Linked DNA regions of Homo sapiens: region 2 is linked to region 1. The links are chromatin contacts, found by Hi-C or POLR2A ChIA-PET in ENCODE. All regions are on one chromosome and are shown on one strand. Each heading gives the region's core, a stretch centred on a gene start or an enhancer-like site at or near the end of the contact. The rest is flanking DNA. Distances are from core to core; before and after follow the strand shown.

Evidence for each region. A loop is a pair of places that touch in the nucleus more often than their neighbours do. ChIA-PET counts read pairs that join two places held with the same protein, here RNA polymerase II (POLR2A). Pooled maps may share reads with other maps.
Region 2: a loop to region 1 is called in a pooled map, with 2.1 times the contacts of the local background. The contact joins two enhancer-like sites. A Hi-C loop is called at or near these places in 1 of 168 maps with a recorded cell type or tissue (ovary) and 8 of 50 pooled maps. POLR2A ChIA-PET finds 5 or more read pairs at or near these places in 1 of 52 experiments (WTC11).

What each region holds. Positions count from the first base shown.
Region 1 is chr3:123,370,112-123,376,086 of GRCh38, reverse strand. All of the region lies in intron 1 of ADCY5 (adenylate cyclase 5), which reads left to right. Among named protein-coding and RNA genes, the nearest start is that of ADCY5, 76 kb to the left of the region's middle. Within about 2 kb of position 2,971, at least 7 of the 41 ENCODE cell types and tissues checked have a DNase peak (open chromatin) inside an H3K27ac peak, as active enhancers do.
Region 2 is chr3:123,484,810-123,490,805 of GRCh38, reverse strand. No RefSeq gene overlaps it. Among named protein-coding and RNA genes, the nearest start is that of ADCY5, 39 kb to the right of the region's middle. Within about 2 kb of position 1,628, at least 3 of the 41 ENCODE cell types and tissues checked have a DNase peak (open chromatin) inside an H3K27ac peak, as active enhancers do.

The DNA.
Region 1 (5,975 bases), core at 1,722-4,221:
GTCTCCCTTGCACCCGGGCAGCCTTTGCCCTGGTGAGCAGGCGGATTAAGGCCTTTCAGGGCTACTGCACACATGCTCTCAACAGCTTTTGGGTTAAAACTCCTCATCACCATCAGTACCATGATTCCCGCCATGCTCCAAAGGCTCGCGTGGAGTCCCAGCTCTGGGACTGTGGGCTGCCTTCCTCACAGTGCGTACCTAAGAATCACTAGAATAGTAGGACAGACATACTGACATGGACAGGTGAACAGGCATTCACTACCCAGGGCTAAATGAGGCCCTCGTGGTCACTCTGCCCAGCCTTTCAGCTATCCACTTGCTACACAAATGCCCTATCCAGCATCCCCCACATGCCAGAGTGCCCAGCACAGTTGGCCCTCAGGAAACACTGAAGGATGAAATAAGCTGTTAGAATGACTGGCCTGCTGGAGACCTCTCGTCCCTCTGACCCCTCGAGCATTCTTGGGGCAGACTCTTAGCTGAAGACATTCTTTCCCAAGAAGCAAGATGGCGCCAGCTGACCTTGGATTATAAATATCCCTCATTCTCCAGATTGCTCTGAGAACTGGGAATGGGGGGCCTGCCCCAGACTGGTGGCTGAGCCCAAAAACAGGGTGCACTGAGCTGTTGGGGTGATGCCTTGAGGACCACTGGGTCCCAGAGTCTTCAGGAAGCATGCCCTGCCAGTGCCCCCTTGGCTGAGATTACTGGCAACAGGACCTGAGAAAACTTAGCGTCTGGTTTATCTCTGTTTGTCGTCCACTGAGGAAAAATGAGAGTATGCTTCCTTCTCTGAGGCAGAGCTGTTTATATCTGCAGGTTCTTGACACACTCATGCATACTTTCACACACACAGACTGGAAGATAAATGAGTCCTCCACGTCGAACTTCTCAGCAGTGAGCCGACACTAACCAGATCCCAGCCCTTTCTCCTCGGGACAGATGTGCTGCCCTTGAAAAAGGGCTGGGGGCAGGGGTGGAGGTGTCACCAGGGGATGGGGCCTGTGAAGGGGCTGACAGATGGTGAGAGGCTTAATTCCTCTGGAGGGTAATTTGTGAAGACCTGGGCTGCAGGTGAAGTCTAAGTTAGAGGGAGAAGAGGAACTTCTCAAGGAGAGATATGAGTGCCCATTGATGGGCACTTCTCAACCCTTCAGTGTGAGCTCATCATGTGCCCCATAATTGGTGTCCTTCTCAACTTTCCGTCTCTGTCAAGGTCTCCATAAACATTCAAGTTTCCCCAGGCTTGGGTGGGTCAGTCCCAAATCTTGCCAGTACTTCCCTTATAGAATCTATTGGATTCATCCCTCCCTCCCAGCCCCAGCCCCGTCTCTTGAGTGCAGCAGCATTCCTAGTCTGCAGACCCAGCCTCCAGACAGATGCTGCTGCCCCCCTTTTGCCAAAGAAGACAAATAGTTCTTCCTTCTGGGGTGGAGCCAGTGTAGCACAGTGATTAAGACCATGGGTTTCAGAGTCAGTTGGCCCTGGTTCAAGTTCCAGTGCCACTACTTCCTAGCTGTGTGGCCTGGAGCGAGTTGCTTAACTTCACTGTGCCTCACTTTCTTTTTGTCTGTAAAATGAGAATTCTAATTACACCCAGCCCATAGTGTTGTCCCGAGGATTAGATGAGGCTATACCTGCACACTGTAAGCATCTGGTAGACAGTAGCTGTTATTAAATATCATGAAACAACCCCCATTACCAGCTTGTAGTGGCTCCTTATTGCTTGTGGGACCAAGCCAAGCTTCCCATCCTGGCAGACAGTGGTTCACCATCTGGGCCATTTGACTGATGCAGCTTCATCATCTGTCGCTCTCTGATCCTGCTATGGTGGCCTCTTCACTGCCCCACCTGTGCTGTGATTTTTTGAGGACTGTTGTTTTCATTCAAAAGTTTCCCCTCCACACCCCAACCCTACTCAGCTCCCAGCCCAAACCTTACCCCCTCCCTGATGCCTGTCTTGACCTCTTTGGCCGACAGAGGCATTTGCAATCTGAACTTAGCCATGTCATTCTTCAGCATCCACTTGTGTGGTTTCTCCTGTGTTTTCTACCTTAACCATGAGTGCTTATGTCCCATGGTGCTGCCCATGTACTGTTGCCTCCCTTAATATGGAGATTTGGGAGTTGACCATATGATCACTAGAAACTTCTCCATCGAATATGCGGAAGCCCTATCCTGATTTTATAGGAACCAAAAGGTAAAGAGATGTTTCCCAAGGTTGCCAAATCACCCTGTGGTAGAAATGGGAGTAAAGCTCCAGCCCAGAGCCTATGCTTCGCCAGTCCTGATCCTCTGCTACCTGCGGGGGGGTCGGGGGGGGGGGGGCGTGATGCTTCTGGCCTGTTGGCTAAATTCCACAGCTCAGCAAGTGTCGGTGATGAAAGCCGGGCCCAGCCTCGTGAGTGCTGGCAGAGGGCTTGTTTTGACAAGAGCAATTTAGCTTAAGTGACTTGTGCTAGCACTTGGGGTGCTCACAACAGGGACCTGACTCACTCCTTTGTCAAGGACCTCTGTCCTAACTCCCCAGCGTCCTTCAGGGCAAGGAGTCGTTTCTGTGAGACCCTATGGATGGGGGCGTGAGAATCTGTCCCTTCCGTGGCCTTCATCCTTCCAGTTCTGTTTTGGCTCTTGGGGCAGCCCAGCTGAGACTTGGAGACTCCAAGAAGAGTTCTCCATCCCTCTGGTATCAATCCAGTTTGCTGCATTAAGCAGGAAAGCCAATGGCATGGATAATGCCCAGCGACAGAGGACTTCTAAATGCGCTAGATGATTTATAGCAGACTTCCTCTCTTCATTATTTTTGGCTCATGCTGAAGTCAGATCAGTCTGTATTCCTCATGTACATACCAGCTGCCTGGAAATGGCTGTGATTGGGACACACCAGTCATTACTTGATTTGTGTGCCCCTGTTCCTACTCGAACATTTATTGAATACCTGCTGCATGCTAGGTGCTGTGGAGGTACTGGCAGCTCCATGAGACTTGGCCCCAGCCTAGCTGGCTTTGGAGGAATGGTTTGCTGTGGATAATTCCTAGAGTGAATGAGAACCTTAACCGGGCAGGAGAGAACAGGTGGTTGAGTGTTGCATTGCCACCTCTCGCAGTATCCCTGCCTTTTCCTCTGCTTGTCAGGGTTCAGCTTGTCTGGGTTCAAAGGTGGCTTTGTTGGCTCTACTTTCTGCTGTAGCTGTGGCCTTCTTTTAAAAAATTTTAAAAACCAGTTGACACACGTTCAGACTTGCCAATGCTGATTTTTTAACGGAGTGGTCATTTGCTTAGGATAGCAGAGTACAAAGGACACACCCAGGGTTTCTTCTCATAGCAGCTTCCTTGGTGCAGACTTTGACTGACAGCTGACTTTCAGGAATGATCCTGTTGCCAGCCTCTTGCCCAGATGGGCTTACCTGCCCTTGTTGCTGGTGTGGGGCACAGGCACCCAGTGGTTTTAGGGGTGGGAGGCAGGCATGTGTGTTTCTCTTGAGGTACTCTTGCTCTGTCATCTTAGGCATGTGGCCAGGAATAGCATCTGGTGTCGTGGGCTTAAATTCCACTCCAGTCTGCCTTTCTGAGGACTCGGGGCTTTTTCCCTCTGGGAAGGGGTGCTGCTTCCTCCAAATAGGGAGGAAAAGGGACACTCTCCTATCTCCTTGCCTGGGTGCCCTCAGGATGTGGGTGCCATGCGTGGGCTGATAGCCTGCCCAGTTGGGCATTGTGATGTTTCCCTGGATCTTCCTGCATCCTGGGGAATGTCATTCTCTGCTTATGTGTTGGGGGTCAGAGCAGTGTGGGCTGCTTCTGAGTCCTGGGAGAGAGGTGAGGGGGTCCCTGGGGCTGGGGGTTGATGGATGCCTGTCCTTTGGCAGCTAGGATTACGAGCATCAATGTTTAGGGCCCTCGAGCAGAGAACATGGGGCAAATTGAGGTGAGAGAAGTGTTGGGCCAGCATGGAGGCTCACCTTTCAGGAGACAACCAGGGCTCCTGGACAAGTCCAGCAGTAAGTGCAGTGTCAGCAAGTGCAGAGGAACACCAGCTGAATGAACAAGGGGCTAAGAGGCAAAGGTTCTGCATAATGGCCCAGCAGAAGGTGGGGCAGGGCCCCAAGCCCCCAAGCCCTCCTCTGTGCTCACTGCAGACCCCAGGGACTTCGCCTGCCCACCTTCTTCAAATCCCCTCACTCCCCTCTCCCCTGCCCCAAATCTGGCTTAGGAGCAGCCCAGGGCCCAGCTATCCCTGAGGGGAGGCCCTGGGGCACCTTTTGCTTTTCTGCCCTTCACTGTGTAGATATGCAGGGGTGGGGGTGGGGGACAATCAGGCAGGAAACTGAGCTTCAGATCCCATGCTACCCACACCTGGCCTGGCCTTCGCTGCTGATGGGGAGTGCCCTGAGGCATTGCCCACAATGGGTGCAGAAGTGGCAGCCTCATCCCCAGCTCTTGCCCCATCCTCCAGGCCTGGCTGAGAGATACCGGCTGCCATGTGCAATGCCCCGAGGCTCAGGACCAGAACCCGGCTTGGGTCCGGCCGCGTGCCACTTCCCCTGGGAGACAGTACTCTGGTAAAGCACCCAGGCCTGTGCCTGGTGCTTCAAGACAGTTGACAAATTGCCGATGTTCTTATCTTCTCCACTCTCCTCAGGGGACTGCGATCGACTGGTTGGAGCTCTCAGTTTCTTGCTTTTACTAAACCTAGATAGGCAGTGGAAGAATAATTGCTTTCCTGACATTTTATATTATCACCTTATTTAGTCCATCATCTTAATCTTTACACAGTCCTTGAGAAGTAGATAGTATCATCCCTATTTTGTAGGAGAAGATTCTGAGGTTTACTAAGGTTAAGTTACTCAGTCACCACCACACAGGGGAAAAAGGATGTGAACTTGGAGCTTTGATACCAGGTCCTAACCAGATCCCACGTTTTCCCCACAGCATGCTTCGTCTTCTTGAGATACTGCAGAGCTCACTCCTTCTTTCCTCTGGGCCGCTGTTTGTTACCGTGCAGAGTCTGGCCACTGTGCTTCCTTCCGTCTTGAGAATCAGCCCCTCTGTCTGCTTTGTCTCTGCTCTGGTTTCTGGGCTTAGTCCCAGGTCTTGTCAGGAGCACTGCTCAGATGCCTTCAACCATTCTTGGAGTGGCCTTAGTGTTTTCACACCTCCAGCCTCATCCTGCCTTCCCTTGGCTTTGTGTGCCCTGTGTGTTGTGATTTCTCCCTTCTGCCCCAGAGCACGTGGTGGGAAGGGAGGAGGAGGAAGTGGGGGAGGAACGGAGAGGGCAAAGGGGAGGGAGGGATGGGATAGGGGCTTGCCATCTTGATACTCAGACCTAGAAACCTCTGCTGTTTGCAGGTGTATTGGGGTCAAGGCTAAGCTGCCGTAACAAAGAGATACCAAAATACAGTGGCCTTAAGAAGATGGGAATTTATTTCTCTTGTGTCATAGTCTCAAAGTGATGGGGTCCAGGTTGGTAGGATGATTCAGTTCCATGGGGTTGCTCCACCACTTCTAAGGACATTATCCTCATTCATATGGTCAAAGCTGGGTTTGGAGCCTATCTATGTTGTAGCCCAGAAGAACGTGTTTGATAATGGGATGGGAGGTGACATGGGAGCTGCATGTAGCACTTCCATTCATACCCCACTGGCATAGTCATGACCACACCTTGCTGCAAGAGGGGCTGAGAAATGCTGTCTGTGGCTGGGCAGCCATGTGCCCAGTGACTGTGTATTGCCTGGGAAGAACAGGGCAAGGAATTTAGTTGGACAACTTACAGTCTCTGCCACAGCCTTTTAAAAATTATTATTTTTAAATAAAACGGTTAATCTTAATTATTCTAAAGGGGGCGGTGGTGTGATAATCTATAGTCCATCACTTGGACTTCAAACTGAGAATATATTTCCAGGGGCCTAGAGAGTATGCAGGGCAGGTGAGTCTGCAAATGAACATTTGCCACTCCTCCCACTGGCTGTTTTTATAGTC
Region 2 (5,996 bases), core at 379-2,878, 120 kb before region 1:
TTCTGAAAATGCCTCCAAACACAGGAATCCCAGGAGTGGCCCCCCCTTACTCAGGCTCGCAGTAAGAAGTGGTGGGAAGGACACTGCCTTGGGGTGTCCTCCGCTGGGTCACAGCTGATCTAGCTCTAGGCCTCTGGTGCTGGGTATGTTCTAGTCACTTTTCCCAGTGACGACTTGATCATGGTGCCTGTAGCAGTGATGTGCTCCCCACCTGAGTCTGCCAGCTCTTTCTCAGATCATCACCACGGCCTAAGAGTGTGGTCTTTGTTCCAAAGGAGAACACTTCCCTTCTAAATGCCATCTGATCGCAGCCTAGATGTTCCCAGCTCAGAGGTTAGACCACCTCTCCTCATGTAGAGCCTATTCAGCTTCAGAGGTTGGCTTTTTCATTTATGAAAAAAGTATTGCAGCTGAAACTGCGGAACAGATGGTAAAGTTAATAGTAGAGGCTACTCAGAAAACACAACCTTTACAATGTTAGCATGGTAATGGAGACAAGGGCTTTCCAATTTGTCATTGTCATATTTTGTGGCAATTATGTGTACTATGTTAATATAAGCCTTAGCCTGGAGGAATTACCATTGGTATAATTAAGAGACCTACTGTTACACAGCATTCCAAAAATACTGCTGTGTTTTTCTATTCCCTTTAACAAGAATGAGGACTAGCTTTTCAATTCCTTTTATTATTGAAAAGAAAAAAATCCCAGCCTCACAAATAGCCTGGCTCATTGTCATACAGTTTAATGGTGAAGAAACTGTTCTAAGCAACTATTACCAAAATTAGCCATACCTATTAACATTTCTCTGCCTATAACAGAACCAGAGTTAGAAGAGAGAGCAGTGTGGTTATTTGACCAATACTTCTTTTAATTTAAAGATATATTAGTGCTATGAGGGCAAGTCTCAATACCAAAAATAATCCTTCCCACAAAAGGCAATTCACCCTAAAACCTCATTTGGTGAGCAAAAATAAGAATGTGAAAGGCTGTGTATATAAGCACCTAGAGTGCCCATTTCATAAATATTTTTATGTTTGGAAGTCACGCTTTCTGCTCCCTAATTCCAGAGCATAGACTTGTTACCATGGTAGTGCTTTCACATCTATCTTTGGCTTTGGGTGCAGGCAATCCAGATGTGTTTCCAGATGCTGCACTTGGTTAAAGCCGGGATCTGTATTTCCCCCTCGGTGTTGTCGTAGCCAGGCTTCCCCACTCGGGGGCAGCACCTCACAAGCGATTGGGGCCTTAAGAGCCAAAGGAGTTTGGGAAACAGCTTCATCCCAAGGACACGGAAAGGGGCAGAGGCACTCTAATGAAAATCAGTCACGGATCTTTTATTGTCCATATAAAGCAAAGACAGATTTTAAAGCATATTCTGGAGGAGTACAGGAAATAACACTTTTTTTGGAGCAAAGAAACCAGCTTGGGTGCGTGCTTCGAGGCTCAATCTATTTTCTCCCAGCTGCAGAGCCCTCCTCCCCATCGCAGACCCTGCAACTACTTGGTTTTGAAAAGCAGAGCGCTTTTGGAGCTGGCTTGCAAAGCAGGTGTCAGCCCTCCTGTTTCATGGAGAGCCTGCTTGTTCATATTTGAAACGTTCAGGGAGGCCAGTTCCCACTCTTATTCTGTCTCTGGATATTTTTGGAGGGTGGCCTGGGCCATGAGAAAATGTCAGGCCACCTTATAAGGCGGTGTCTGGACCAAGAATGCTTGTCTGCAGCATGTTCAGTCTATTCTGTGGATTTCAGTTAACTTGACTCTTGGACTGTGAGTTTTCTCACAGATTTAAAATGCTTCTGTTCATGCCACAGATTATTCTCACTCTTCAACAGGCTGAAAATCTTCCTCAAGAGATAGTTGTTTAAATGACAACCACTTTGGACATACCAAATGGATAATGTCCTTCACTAACCACAACTAGTTGATTGTGCCTGGGCTGATAGTCATGTTCAAGTGATTTGCTGACTTAACGAATATATGTTAAGGTGAAATCCACAGACTATTAGTTCTCAGTGATCATGGGAACATGGGCATGTTAGGGAGAGGAGTCTGTGGTTTAAAACACTGAAACAAAAATTAAAGTTTTCTCTCCTGCTAAATGTTTCAGATCTTTCTGTATATGAATGCAACCTCCAAGAGGAGTGTTAATGCAGGATTTTCCAAACCTGTTTTTCACCTTTATCTTTGACACGTCTTCAGGGCTAAAGTTCTTTGAACACACTTTGAAAAATACTAATCTATCGGTGGCAGCTGTCCCCATCAGGGAATATTGACCTATCCAAGGGGAAAAATGAGAGATGGGGGTTTAGCCTGGGCTCTAGGAAGATTTTTCCTTGTTCCTGCTCTGTTGTTTCTAGGGATCTTTTTTCTTCTTTTGAGGCAGGGTCTTGCTCTATAACCTAGGCTGGAATGCAGCGGCATGATCAGGGCTCACAGCAGCCTCAACTTCCCGGGCTCAAGCAATCCTCCCACCTCAGCCTCCCCCATAGCTGGGACTACAGGCATGCACCACCACACCTGAATAATTTTGGAGGTTTTTGGTAGAGCTGGGGTCTCAGTATGTTGCTCAGGCTGGCCCCAAACTCCTGGGCTCATGCCATCCTCCTGCCTTGGCCTCCCAAAGTGATGGGATTATAGGCGTAAGCCACCATGCCCAGCCCCTTGGGGCTTTAAAAATATATAGAAATCACCATCATCAAATAGGTAATTGAATTATTAGGCTGAGAACCCAGGTGTCGGCAGCACTGGCTGGAGGCTTCCACTTGATGTGAACTTGTCTGAGCAGACTGGGCTGGGACTGGCAGCACCTGTGGTGCTGTGATCAATCTGCTGGGCCTCACCCTGGGGCTGCCTGCCTGGGACACTCTCTGTAATTTCTTTTAAACTTCATCTTTCAATCTCTTACTCACTATCAGCCCAGGATATCACCCCCAATTTCACAGAGAAAACAGAGCCATCAGATAGTAATTCCTTCCACTTTTTTTGTCACCAGATCTATAAACTTGCCCATGCTGGGATCATCCTTTCCTTTTCCTGATGTTAGAATGGATGGGGTGACCTTTCACCAAAACTAATCCCTACCTTGTGCTCCAGATGTTTTTATCTTTCCCTTTCCTCACAGACCTCACTCTGTCAATTCTCCCTCTCTCTCTCTGTACTTCCTCTTTGCCAGCTCTTCCCATGTTGGCCTTGACCCCATATCCTCCACTACTTCCACCTCTCTCCTGTCCTCTGGAAGAGATACCTATGAAGCACTTCTTTTTTTGAGACAGAGTCTCACTCTGTCACCCAGGCTGGAGTGCAGCAGCACGATCTCAGCTCACTGCAACTTCTGCCTCCCAGGTTCAAGTGATTCTCTTACCTCAGCCTCCCTAGTAACTGGGATTACAGGCCTGCACCACCACGCCTAGCTAATTTTTGTATTTTTAGTAGAGACGAGGTTTCACTATGTTGGCCAGGCTGGTCTCGAACTCCTGACCTCAAGGGATCCACCCGCCGCAGCCTCCCAGAGTGCTGGGATTACAGGCATGAGCCACCGTGCCCAGCCCACTTCTCTCTTTCTTATCTGGCACTCTTCCTGTCTCACTCTAGCCTGGCTTTTCCTATCATCCCCCTCTGTTCAAGGTCACTAATGACCTTGTTATGAAAGCCAGTGCACACTTTTTTGTCTCTGTCTTGTGGTTGAAGTTGGCGTGCAGTCCTGCTGGGTGTTAGAAATAATGATACGGCTTTGGAGTAGACTGGGGGGCCCAACAATGCCCAGTCCCAGCCCAGAACTCTCATTTCTCCTCGATGCATTCCCAGTGGAGTTGTATACAAAAGAATCAATGGAAAGCAAGCAAACTCGTGTTGCAGTTAACTGGCTTGAGCCCTAGGGTAGGATTATGGTAGTCTGGGCAGAACCTCACAGAACACTCCTGCTTCCTAAACCAGTGAGAGGTAGTGGCTTCAGCACAGGAAACTGTGAGACCTGCTCAATTCACCTCTCACCCGACCCCATCCCACTCTCCATCCTAGCACTTAGCTCTTATCCACTGAAATGGGGAGAAAGGCTGCTCCGACACCCCCAGCTCCGGGACAGAAATTCATAAAGATTGAGTGCATGTGCCGCCATGCTCGGCTGGTGGGGGCCAGGGCCAGGAAGGACAGGAAAGCATCCAAGAAGAGAGCCCACCCCGCTCCACTTACCACTTAGGACTGGAGAGACAGAAGAGGGAACCACACCCCTGTGCACAGACCTCTTAATGCCCATTGGCTCCATCACTCCCACTAGCAAATGCAGCTCCATCACAATCTCAGAACTGAACATTAAGATCAACATTCCTCTTCCTTAGGGAGGAACGAAGATGTGTTGGAGAAGGATGAAGATGGACTTTGGAATCCTTCCCAGGAAGCCAACATCTTTCCTTCCCATCAGCCAGCCATCTTTCCTGAAATGACCTTTTCTTTTGAGATCCTGTTCTTTTGGTTCTCTCCTGCCTAAACCAACCTTTCTCTGTCTCCCCTGCCAACCCCCCAACTCAGAGGTTCTCAGACTTGAGTGTGCACCTATGGCGCTGGTTAAAATCAGATTCCTGGACCTTCCCCAGGCCTTCTGAATCTGAATCGCTGGAGACAGAGCTTGGGGTTCCATTTTTAGGCACACTCCATGGGTGATTCTGATGCAGGGGCTTCTGGGTTAATTTGGGGGAACATTGCCTTAAAGGTGCCTGATCCTGAGGGTTTTGTTCAGCATCTCCTCTCACTTCGAACCCCAGACCCCTGACCAGTGGTCCCCAGAGCATATCTGGCCCACAGATGTATTCTGTTCTGCCCACATTGTATTAAAGTGGAACCAGTTATAAACACTTTAAAACTGAGAGACATCATGTAACCATCTAAGAAAAATCAGAAGGTGAGGCTGCAGGAGTCCACACTCCTACCTGTCAGGCATCCGCAAGGACCAGGGGGAGCTGCCCCACTGGATGGAGCACTAGGGAAAGGGTTCAGCTTAGGCCCCAGTGCTTCCTGTCCAGAGACTCTGGTTCAGCCCTGTCCCTGCCCAGCCAGCCTTGCAGGTTTCTGAAGCAGGCGCTGGAGAGGAGCAGCAAGGCTCCCGTGGCTTCCAGCTGCATCTCCATGCTGGTGGCTCAGGCCTCTGTCTAAGCCTGCATCATTTCAGACTTCTCCTGGCCATCGCCACTGAGGTATGCCATGAGCACCAAAGGCTCAACCTATCCAAAATGAAGCACCCTCCTCTTCCTCTGCCACCAATCTTTTCTTCCTCTTCCTCCTCCTGCCCTCCTCCTGTCTCCCCCACCTCGCTGAATGGCATCCCATCGTCCAGTTGCTCAAGTCAAGAACTTGGGAGTCACTTTTCCTCTTCTGCTCCCTGATTGGCCCCGAGCCCCCTTCATTTTGAATCAGTAGCTAAATCCTGTTGATTCTGTCTGCTGAGGATGGACTGAATCTATCCAATCTATCAACTTCCCTCTTCCACTGCCTCCTTTCTTGTCCACGCCACCATCATCTCTCAGCTGGATGGCAGCTGAAGCCTCCTAACCAGCCTCTCACCTTCCACTTCTGGTCTCCCGAATTCATTCTCCATACAGCAGCCAGAATCAACTTTTAAAAATGCAAGATGTAGCCAAGCGTGATGGCTCACGCCTGTAATCCCAGCACTTTGGGAGGCCAACGCGAGCGCATCACTTGAGGTCAGGAGTTTGAGACCAGCCTGGCCAATGTGGTAAAACCCCATTTCTACTAAAAATACAAAAATTAGCCAGACATGGTGGCACATGCCCATAGTCCCAGCTACTCAGGAGGCTGAGGCAGGAGAATTGCTTGAACCCGGGAAGCAGAGGTTGCAGTGAGCAGAGATTGCGCCATCGCACTCCAGTCTGGGCGTCACAGCGAGACTCCATCTCAAAATTTAAAAAAACCCAAATGAACAAAACGAAATGTGAGATCATGTTTTCTCCACTTAAAAGCCTTCAGTAAGTGTGTTGTTCTTGGG